Linked DNA regions of Homo sapiens: region 1 is linked to region 2. The links are chromatin loops, found by intact Hi-C in ENCODE. Cell type or tissue: psoas muscle. All regions are shown on one strand. Links, peaks and the distances in the headings refer to the core of each region. The heading gives the core; the rest is flanking DNA.

Region 1 (5,312 bases), core at 1-5,000, 93 kb before region 2:
GACACTATAAGATTTTTTTTTTTTTTGAAAAAACGATGTAAAAAGCAATATGTATTTTTATTTTTATTTTTTTAGAGATGGAATCTTGCTCTGTTGCCCACGCTGGAGTGCAACAGTGCAATCATGGCTCGCTGTAACCTCGAACTCTTGTGTTCAAGAGATCCTCCTGCCTCAGCCTCCTGAGTAGCTGAGGCTACAGGCACATGCCACCATGTCTGGCTAATTTTTTATTTTTTGCCGAGATGAGGTATCACTATATTTCGCAGGCTGGTCTTGAACTCCTGGCCTCAAGTGACTCTCTCACCTTGGTCTCCCAAAGTGTTAGAATTACAGGCATGAGCCACCATGTCCTGCCTAAAAAGCAATATTTACTTCTAGCTATCACCTCGGTATATGAATGAAATCAATGTTTCTTATGACTCAAAATCCAGAAGCCACAAAAGAAAAGCTAAATAAAGACAACTATATATAAATAAAAACTTCTCCATGGCAAATAACCAAAACAAACAAAAAAACCACAAAATAGTCAAAAGAGAAATGATAAACTGGAAAAACAATGAGCTTTTAGAAGCTGAGAAAAAAACTATTAACCTATTTTTTTTTAATGAGCAAAGGGCATAATAAATTATTTCACAGAAAAAGATACATGGCTCACAAACATGAAAAATGTTCAGTCTCTCATAACAGAAATTCACTTCGCTGAGAAACAATTCTTCACTCATCAGATTGGCAAAACTAAAAAACATGTGAAAAGATTGTGTAGGTGCAGCAATAAGAAACAGGCTCTCTGTCGCATCTTGCTTGTAGGTGGGCATGTGCTCAATTCCTGCCAAGGGAATTATCTACCAAAACTGGACTGATTTGCTTTTGATCCAACAAACCGCTTCTGCAGATCTAGAAGACACATACACATGTGTATCCGCAAAATGTTATGTACAAGATTTTTCACCGTGCCACTATTTGAAACAGATTGTCAACAACCTGTGTTGACTGCTTAGATCAATTAGGGTACATGAAGTATTACACAGCTGTAAAAAAAGAATAAGAAAGAACTTTATGTATTGGTAGAGATCTCCAGGGATATTGTTAGGCAAAAGAGCAGCGTATATATATACTGTTATATTTTATGTGTGGTAAAGGCAAAAAATGTATACAAACGTGCAGACATTTAATATATTATAATAATGTAAATATTTATATTTCCAAAAAGAAACTAGAAAAACGGTTACATGTGACAGAGTGGGACAGTAGTCAGGTACAGGAGTTCTCGGTAAATACTGTTCTAAATCTTCTTTTAGTCATATAAACGCATTGCTTATTTTTAAAACTAAAAAAAATAATAATTCTGAAGTTTGAATGTCTCTCATGTCTTATAGCAGAGGGACAAATCCCTATTTCAGAACCTTTCTTCCAAAATATGTCTAGTAGGCTCGCCCAAGGTAAACATTTCATATTCTAACACCAACCACATTTCTCTAGTAAAATGACCTAAATGCACTGTAATAGTAAAACATCCAGTTCATTAAAGCACATTAATCTTTAGTAAGTCAAAACAGGACCAGGAATATCTGCTTTACCTTTAAAAAAGGGGCGGGGGACTTCTGAAAGAAAATAATTTGCTGGCTAGGTTGAAGGTTACAGAAAAAGTCTTAGAGCAAATGGATTTTTGTTTTGACTGCATTTAACAATCTCGGTCTTCTGATCGCAAAGAACTGATAAAACGGACCAGTTTTACTTCCTGAACCTATGACTTAATTGTTTTAAATGCCTTTAAGTAACAGTCTGGGTAAATCATCTAAGTCATAAAACAAAGGCGTGGGAACTTTAAGTAAAAAGTGAGTGATGTTAGCAGGTTGGCACACATCACTCAATAATGAGCAAAGCTATTTTTTTTCAATTTTTTTTTCTTAAAGTACCCTGTATTCAAAGACTTTTAAAAAATAGCAGTGAGATTATGGATAGGAGAGCAACTTTAAATTCGTTCCCTACTGTAGTCGAATTGTTAAATACGTGACTTTGAAAACGTATCACAAAATCTAAACACAAGGTTCAGGATTTTTGTTAGGTTGAACTGTCAGGAGGGGATTCCTTACAAAGAATAAACGAGAGCTCTGAGGGCCTAACGAATTATCCAGATTGCTCCAAACGGCCACCGCGGCGCAGATGGGCGGACAAGCGCCGGGCCTCAGCGGAACCCAAGGTGCCGGAGCCCTCCCCGGCTCTCAAGCAGCCCACGGCCTTGCTGGGTGGGACACATTCCAAACCCAGGAAGGGGGCGAAGGGGGCAAAAGAAGGCAGGTCTGGGGCGGGCCGGGCCCGAACCCCAGGCGCCCCAGCCCCCTGGGCTTCCCCACCCCACCAGACGGACACTTACTGAAGGACATTTTCCGGGGTGTCCATGGCCAGAGGACGCTGGCCGGCAGCGGCCAAACCTGAACCGCAAACTAGAAGCCGCCGCCGATTCGAATACCCCGCGCAGCCGCAGTCGGCTCGCCGAACGTTTCAGGGCGCCTGCCCATTGGTGGCGGCGGCAGAAGGTTGGCCAATCACCGGGGCCGTTGCTCGGAGGTCAAGTCCCACCTCCCTCCCTTGAGCCAGTAGCTCCTCCCACTTCCCGTGGTTTTCGGTTGAACCGAAACCTGGCCGTTGGCTGAGCGAGCGCGGGGTGTTTGGGATGCGGCACGGCGAGGGGGAGCAGGCTTGGCTCGGGCGTAGGGAATTGGTTTTTTTGTTTTAGCTATCCAGGTTGTGACTGGTTTACATAATTACACGATTAAGCCATCATTGTAGGAAAGGCTTTGCAGGAGAAAAATGTCTTAACTGGAGGTCTTTGAGACAGAAAAACCCTGCCTCAGCCCTTGGGTCCTGAGAGTCGCGTTTCTTCTCCCCTTCGCTTAAATATGTAAACCAGAATCATTATGTTTGGTTCATGGAACGGAGGAAAAAAATCCGTGTGCAGGGTCGAGACTGTCGTGGCGGAAGCCGCAGCACCCGGGAGGCAGGTGGGGAGAAAAAACGGGACCTGCTGCCGGGGACCCCTCCCGCTTTCTGGCAGTTTTCTATTCAGCGTCCTCGGCTGTGAGAAAACATCCCAGATGCTGAAACCAATAGTCTTAGCCCAGAATCTCAAACGCCGTGGCAAAGAGGGAGTGACGACGGCCTGTGGAAAAACCTGAGGAGTTTTGGGCTTAGCGCCTTCATGTAGAGGGGACGTGGAGGCGGGGAGGGCGTTCTAGGGTCGGCTGCGTAATTATACGAGGCACTGGAAAGTGATGGGTTAGTGTCCTTGGAGTAGACCCCTGGGTTTTATTGAACTGATCTGAAAGGCTGGGCCCTGAGCCACACAGGGGACCTGTCAAACAGCTTCAAGCGGAAGATGGGGCTCACGGGACTGGACTCTCTCTGCAGCCAGCTGTAATTAACACAAAAGCAGAAGAGTTTGGGTAGATTATAGAATGCCAGCTTTGAACATCTTTTGGGGGACAGGGCACTCTGGGAGACCAAGTTCTTAGACACCATAAAATCAAAAATAGACACCTCTTTGTAGAGGAGTCCAGATGTCTAAAGAGGAAATATGTAATAGGCTGATGTTTCTTTTGTTTTTTGTTTGTTTGTTTTTTGAAAAGTTAAAATACTAAGTTTATAAAGTGAAAAAGTTACAGTAAGCTAAGGTTGACTTATTGGAAAAAATGTGCTTATACTATGGAATGAGACCACCACTTCTCCTGTTGTCCCTCCCAGCTTCTTCTCCACCACCTCCCCTTTTCCCTAGTTTATAAGACAGGAGAAAAGTGAGACAGCAAAAAGTTAGAAAGAAACAGAAGTAAGATAAATAGCTAGACGACCTTGGCGCCACCACCCGGCCTTGGTGGTTAAAATAATAATAATAATGTTAACCCCTGACCAAAACTACTTGTGTTATCTGTAAGTTCCAGACATTGTATGAGAAAGCGCTGTAAAACTTTTTGTTCTGTTAGCCGATGCATGTAGCCCCCAGTCACGTTCCCCACGCTTGCTCCATCTATCACAACCGTTTCACATGGACCCCCCCCTTCAAGTTGTAAGCCCTTAAAAGGGCTAGGAATTTCTTTTTTGGGGAGCTCGGCTTTTAAGATGCGAGTCTGCCAACGCTCTCGGCCGAATAAACTTCTTCCTTCTTTAATCCAGTGTCAGGAGTTTTGTCTGCGGCTCGTCCTGCTACAATATGTATATCAAGGGTTTCTTGTTGGTGTCTGACACAGACACAGAACCACTGATGCCCAAGCCAGTGCTCTCTACACACAGAAGCCTCCAACCTCATCTTGAGAAACGGGGCCATGAGGCCACCCCAGACACCGAGGGCTCCATGGAGGCTGGGGGGTCCGTGGGACTGGGCACATCCCAGCGGGTCTTGGATCCTGGCCTTTCCCCTTCTTGATGCCAGGACCTACTGAGTGCTCGCAGGTGTGCAATGCTGGGCTGCGGGTGCTGCTTGTGTGGCAAGAAGCCTCGGGGTGCCTCCCTCCTTCTCACACCTTTCCCAGGAGGCATGAAACGGGGATTCATGATCAACCCCGGTGGCTGCTCATGTTGAACTGGTGAAGCTCCCTCCCTGTTGTCTTCTGGGGACATGGAGGGCAGGGCTGGATCCCCTCAAATGAGCTTAAGTGGCACTGCGGACAAGAACGCGCTGCATGGCCCTCGGAATCCTGCATGTGGTAGCCTGACCGGCACCTCAGCCCCTCCCTCATTAAAGCAGCCTATGGAGGGCTCAGCCCAGTGGGCTCAGGGGCTGCTATGGAGAGGGTGTCTGTTCCCTGGAGGATATTCTCAGGGCTCCTTCACTTGCCCTTAGAGATTTCCACCATGAAATACAAAGGCCACAACAGATCAGGTCAGGCTCTTCAGCATCCTAATCCTCCTTGAGCTCGCTAGGTTTTATTTCTTCTGCCTCTTCAGGGTTTGTGTCTATTGCTTTTTGCGCAGGTGCCGGGAGAGGACTTGTTGGCATATGCTGACGGTCGTCTGCACACTTGGGCTCTTCCATATCTGCTCCAGAAGCTGGAGCGTCTCCGGCACTTGCAGAGTCTTTGTCATTCTGGGTTTCAGAAAAGTTGTTGTCCTCAGAGCTTCCATTCTCCTGGTCTGCCCAGGTGGCCTTCGAATGCTGGGGAGCATCCTCAGCTGAGCCTTTGTTGCTGTCTTCCAGGGGCTCCTCTGTCGCTGATGTTTCTTAAGAGTGAGCTGGGAAAGAGTTAGCCTAGTCTTCTCTGCCCCCTGGTCTTTAATAACTTTTTACTCCACATCTCAAAAGTGTTTCAAGAGCCACTTGA
Region 2 (5,375 bases), core at 64-5,063:
TCTGGTAAGTGTCATTATTATTCTGGTATGGTTGTGTGTGTGTGTGTGTGTGTGAGAGAGAGAGAGAGAGAGAGAGAGTTTTTTTCTCTCCAGCTTTTATTTTATGTTTAGAGGGTATATGTGCAGGTTTGTTACATGGGTAAATTGCGTGTTATGGAGGTTTGATGTACAGAGTATTTCCTCACCCCAGTAGTGGGCACTGAACTCACGATAGGTAGTTTTTTGACCCTCACCCTTCTCCCACCCTCCTCTCTCAAGTAGGCCGCCGCGCCTATTGATTTCTTCTTTGTGTCTGCGTGTACTCAGTGTTTAGCTCTCACTTATAAGTAAGAACGTGCGGTATTTGGTTTTCTGTTCCTATGTTAATTTGCTTAGAGATTTTGTTTTGTTTGCTTTTGTGACTTGCTAAGCCTGTTGATCTCATGCTGAGGGCAGCTGACAGACAGGTCTCGGTGGAGGAGAGTGTCTTCCTCAGGCCCCTTTTCTGCCCCACTCCCACTAACCTAACAAACCCTTTCCTCGGCCCACACATTCACTTCTCCAATCTCACAGGCGAGGGAATAGGAGTATCAGCAGAAGTAATAAAATATTTGTACACAAAACCCATATAATTTTAGGGATAAAGTTAAATAGCTGGGAAATAGAAATAACTCATTTTAAGGGCTTTTAAAGTACTTTAGACTTATCCAAAGTTTATGTCTTATTTGTCTAAAAACTGTCATTCTAAATTTAGTGGTATTATTTTAGTCAATTTAGCCTCATGAAAAAAGAAAGAAAGAAAGAAAGAAAGAAAGAAAGAAAGAAAAAAATACATGATTAGTGAGTTCCTTTGTGTCAGTATTAGGAGTGATGTATTTTAGCCAAGTTCATTCAGCTTCATGGTATATAGGAAAAAATATACCTCAGCAGGGTGTGGTGGCTCACATCTGTAATCCCAGTACTTTGGGAGGCCAAGGTGGGCTGATACTGGGTAGAGCCCAGGAGTTCAAGACTGGCCTGGGCAACATGGTGAAACCCTGTCTCCACAAAAAAAAAAATACAAAACTGGCCAGGCACAGTGGCTCATGCCTGTAATCCTAGCACTTTGGGAGGGAAGCAGGTGGATCACTTGAGGCCAGGAGTTTGAGACCAGCCTGGCCTCAACATGGCGAAACATGGCCTGGGCAACATGGTGAAACACTGTTTCTACTAAAACAAAACAAAACAAAACAAAACAAAACAAAAATTAGCCAGGTGTGGTGGTGCACGCCTGTAGTCCCAGCTACTTGGGAGGCTGAGGCACGAGAATCCCTTGAACCAGGAGGCGGAGGTTGCGGTGAGCTGAGATTGCGCCACTGCACTCCAGCCTGGGCAACAAAGCGAGACTCTGTCTCAAAAAATAAAATAAAATAAAATAAAAAACCCCAAAAACCCCAAAACACTAAACAAATACTAGCCAGGCATGGTGGCCCACACCTGTAGTACCAGCTACTTGGGACGCTGAGGTGGGAGGATCGTTTGAGGCTCCAGAGGTCGAGGCTGCAGTGAGCTATGATCGCACCACCGCACTCCAGCCTGGGCAACCGGAGTGAGACCCTGTCTCAAAATGAACAAACAAACAAACAAAAAACCCAACACCACCCGCCCTCTGAGACCCCCTAAGGGAGGAGCCTGAACTAGGGTAGCTGCAGCTCAGCGGCATGCTGAGGAGCCGACCCTATCCTGCAGCAGCCCAGCCCTTTCCCCACCCAGCATGGTCTGGGAGGGAGAGTCTGAGGACTGAGGGATGGAGTCCTCCCAGTTCAGGAGACCACAGGGGCGCCTTTCTTTGTGGAGCGTAGAATGGAGCTAGTGGGGGCCTGGGATCCATGCTTGAAAGTAGATCCCTCTCCCTTCCCCACAATCCCACCAACCTTTGGTAGGTTGTCTAAGGAGACAAGGACCAATCCTGGAGTCTTCTCAGGAAGGAATTACAGGCAGAGCCTTGGCACCACCTGCGCTGCGATACTGCAGGCACCTCCACGCTGACAAGGGCGCTGCAGTGTCAGCTGAGCTGGAGAACGTGCAGATGGATGTTCACTTGGCACAGGAAAACTCCCATGTGACAAAGTGGAGCGTGCTTGCGAAGCGTAAAAAATCATTTCATACCAAGTAGTTTGGCAGAGATTTTCAAGCTAGGAAATTGCCTCTTGATGGAGCATCCATTTAGAGCTGTGAATACAACCAAAAAAGAAAAAAAACACAAAAACAACCAACCTCTTTGCTGCCAACCACTCTCTCTGTCAGAGTCGCCTCCAAGTGCGTTCGGCATGGGGCTGGTTGGAAGGTGAAATCTTGGCCTGTGGCCAGCTTCTTGCTCCCTTAATCAGCCCAACATGTCTGTGGCTTAACTTAGTGTCAATACTCAAGACCCGGATGTGAGAGCTGATCCCTTAATGAGGCTTGCTAATTGCAGCCCGACCCGCTGAGTCTGAAGGATTAGCCTCTGTAATCTCGCTCCTGATGAAGCGTGTTGAGCTCTGGATCCAATTATCTTCCTGTTTTCCTGGCTCACTTAGTGGCCTTAGGCAGCCTGGACAACTCTCTGTCCTGGGTGATTAGATATAATTCCTCCAGGAGGCACAGGATTGGCCCTAGACCATCCCTCCAGTCATTTCTGTGAATTATCTCGGCCTGTTTGGCACCTCTCTCTGTATGAATTCACAAAAGCCAATAAACCTGAAGGAAATGAAACTGGCCATCAGTGCGGCAGGCTCATCTCGCTGGGCGGATGTCATGAGACTCGGCAGCACATCTGTGTTTGAAGGCTCTCAAATTCCGCCCTGTAAACAGCTGGAGGAGCTGTCCACATCCAGTAATTCTAGAAGTGTTACATGATTCATCCTGCCTCTTAATAAAATGATTGAGTCATGGCTGTCCTGCCTGCTCAGGGAGCATGCCAGGCCCGTCTGTGTTTCCCTGGACCCCCCTTTCATGTTGCTCTCCACTTTTGTGGATGATCCGATGAGCTCTGAGGCAGAACGCGGTGTATAATGTGTAATGATGATGTTCTAGGGGACAAATAAGAAGGGAGTCTCATTCACTCCAGGTCTCTATGGACAGTCCGCAGGCCAAGAATAAACCATTAAAATATTTCCACGCTGTGTTTTCCCCTCTGCCATCTGTAATAGATTTGAGATGTTTCAATAATTTTAAAGCGAAAAAACAATATGAGTCTGATTGCAGAGTGTGCACGCACACACACACAGACACACACACAGTGTGAACACCATCATTGTTCTCTGTGCCAACTTCTCCTGCACCTGTTTCTAGTGACATCACCTTTGTGCACCTCAGCCAAGAGCTCTCTTGTTCCCCTGAAGTTTCCAGAATTGGATCCTGGGCTGGGGGAGTCACCAACTGCCTCTATTTCCAGATGCAGAGACCTTCTGTCTCTAAGACCCAGGTCTTATCATCTACTTTGTGGCAGTGTCTTGTCCTGCATGGGGGACAGCTTCCTCAGAGATGCTCATCCCTGGAAGCTGACAGAGTCTGACAGCCTGCACTGATCTTCACCATAGCAGACAGTGACAGCTCAAGTTGACTGAGTACATGTTCTGGTACAGTCCCAACACTAAGAACTTTAAATAGATGATGTCATTCAGTATTCACAACATCCCTCATGGCATTCCCATTTTACAGATAAGTAAACTGAAGCTGAGTAATTGGCCTGAGGTTAGTTATACAATTAGTGAGTTGTATATATAAATGACTAGTGAACCAGGGATTCAAACCCAGGTGCTCTGCTTCCTGAGCCCACGTCAAACAGGTGGTGCTTGCCCCTGTCTGCACAATAGAAGCAGCCAGACAACTTTCAAAACTCCTGCTGTGAAGGCTTTTGCTCAGGCTAATCAAGTCAGCATTTACATCTCCCAGGTGACCCACTGTGCATCTGGGGTTGCGGACTGCTGCACTATGCCTCCTTTCCTGCACCCTGTCTCCCCAAAATTGTTCCCATTAAGCATTTGGTCCCTACCAATCAGGGCTTGTGGGTGGCTCATAGGGAAACCGCATCTCAACATTACCTTTCCCCAGGAGGGAGCCAGCTGGGATCAGGCTTCTTTCAGCCAAGTGTAGTGTGGGTTGGGGACAGATACCTGGATGATGAAGATCCTACCCCTGACTCCTTCTTCCCCTCCCCCAACCAGCCTACAACCGTTCTCTCTCTCACCCAGAGCTCTGGTTTTTATCCCCATGATCCACACGAGTGAGGGGCATAGTTGCACCATCGTTATCTAAACCAGTGGTTCTCAAAGTAAGGCCCGAGGACCCGTGTGTGTCCCCAATACCCTTTCAGGTGCTATGTGGAAAGTATATGTCCAACTACCTGCATGTGAGACACTGGATATTCATCATAAACTTCAACCAAAACAACATATCACAACAGATGGCACAAAAGCAGTTATGAAAGGGCAGCTATCTTTTATTGAGCCAGATACTAAAACAATGTGAAACAATGCCATTCTTCTCATGAGTTTTTTGAAATTATGACTATTTTTCATAAAAATTATGCAATATGGTAAATTGACAGCTGTAGCCTGGACAAACAAAACCTCTTTGGAATCCTCAGAAAAGGTCCAGGGACCATAAAGGTTGAGAGTCACTGATCTAAATCGTCTACTATTTTCTCAGGAAGCTCAGTCTCAGCAGATCAGAGGGGAACTAGTAGAACATTGGTTGCATTATATTTATATTACATATATTATGACTATTATTTTTATCAGAATTTTAGGTAATCTCCGTTTGAGGTATTTTTGTATTTGGAGAAATATCAGGTGGGTGATCAGATCTAAAATGGAAGAATGTTCTAAGGTCAGCTCACCTTAGAAGGTGTTTGGGAATGCCGGGGAGGGTGGTTACTTTTCTACTCAGACCTTGAGAGAAGAAACAGCCTTTCCTGGGAAGCGTTTACATTTAAGCCCTGAGTGTGTTGTGCAAAAGGAGCTGAGCCAGGAATCTGCCAAGAGGCTGAGATGTCTGTCCTGTCCCAGTCCCAACTCACCCAGGCCCCACCCTGTTGCCCACAACTTCCAGTGCCAGCCCCAGCGAGTGCTGCAGACTGTGACCGCTGTACTCCCCCACCCATCCCAGGACTGGCTCCTGACCGACGGACAGACTCTGAGCTCTTGGCTCTGCCGCCCTGGCCTTGGCTCCCTCTTGGGCCTCTGGCTTCTGTTTGTACTGGAACCCAGGCTTCTCCTAGTGGGCTGTGACAGGCTCCCCTGGCTCTTAGTCCTATATACTGTCTTTGGCAGGAGTCCCTGTCCCAGCTCCAGCTCCACAGACTTGGACATTGGCCACTTGGCCAGCACTTTGGTCAGGCCAGCCCTGGCCGCCTGGGATATCTTGGAGGATTT

The links. A loop is a pair of places that touch in the nucleus more often than their neighbours do. Peaks named below come from ENCODE experiments on the same cell type or tissue, not always from the same donor. Only the 100,000 strongest peaks of a DNase experiment are listed, where the experiment ranks them.
Region 1: it touches region 2 in a loop (2.6-fold over the local background); 22 of 110 quality-filtered maps call a loop at or near these places.

The regions. Positions count from the first base shown.
Region 1 is chr2:110,675,596-110,680,907 of GRCh38, forward strand. It overlaps BUB1 (BUB1 mitotic checkpoint serine/threonine kinase), which reads right to left and starts at 2,468. Exons shown (of 25, transcript NM_004336.5): 1 at 2,375-2,468. The coding sequence starts at 2,400. LOC105373554 (a long non-coding RNA gene) reads left to right here and starts at 2,617. Exons shown (of 2, transcript XR_923189.4): 1 at 2,617-3,002. RefSeq lists enhancers at 1,724-2,644, 2,645-3,565, 3,078-3,137, 3,398-3,487 and a silencer at 2,168-2,567. In psoas muscle, for the core only: no CTCF peak of the experiment used is centred there; a DNase peak (open chromatin) is centred at 2,546; H3K4me3 peaks cover 1,807 bases; H3K27ac peaks cover 962 bases.
Region 2 is chr2:110,768,461-110,773,835 of GRCh38, forward strand. ACOXL (acyl-CoA oxidase like) reads left to right here. Exons shown (of 18, transcript NM_001142807.4): 2 at 1-4. Among named protein-coding and RNA genes, the nearest start is that of ACOXL, 39 kb to the left of the region's middle. RefSeq lists an enhancer at 3,669-4,170. In psoas muscle, for the core only: no CTCF peak of the experiment used is centred there; DNase peaks (open chromatin) are centred at 2,311 and 2,841; H3K4me3 peaks cover 885 bases; H3K27ac peaks cover 2,790 bases.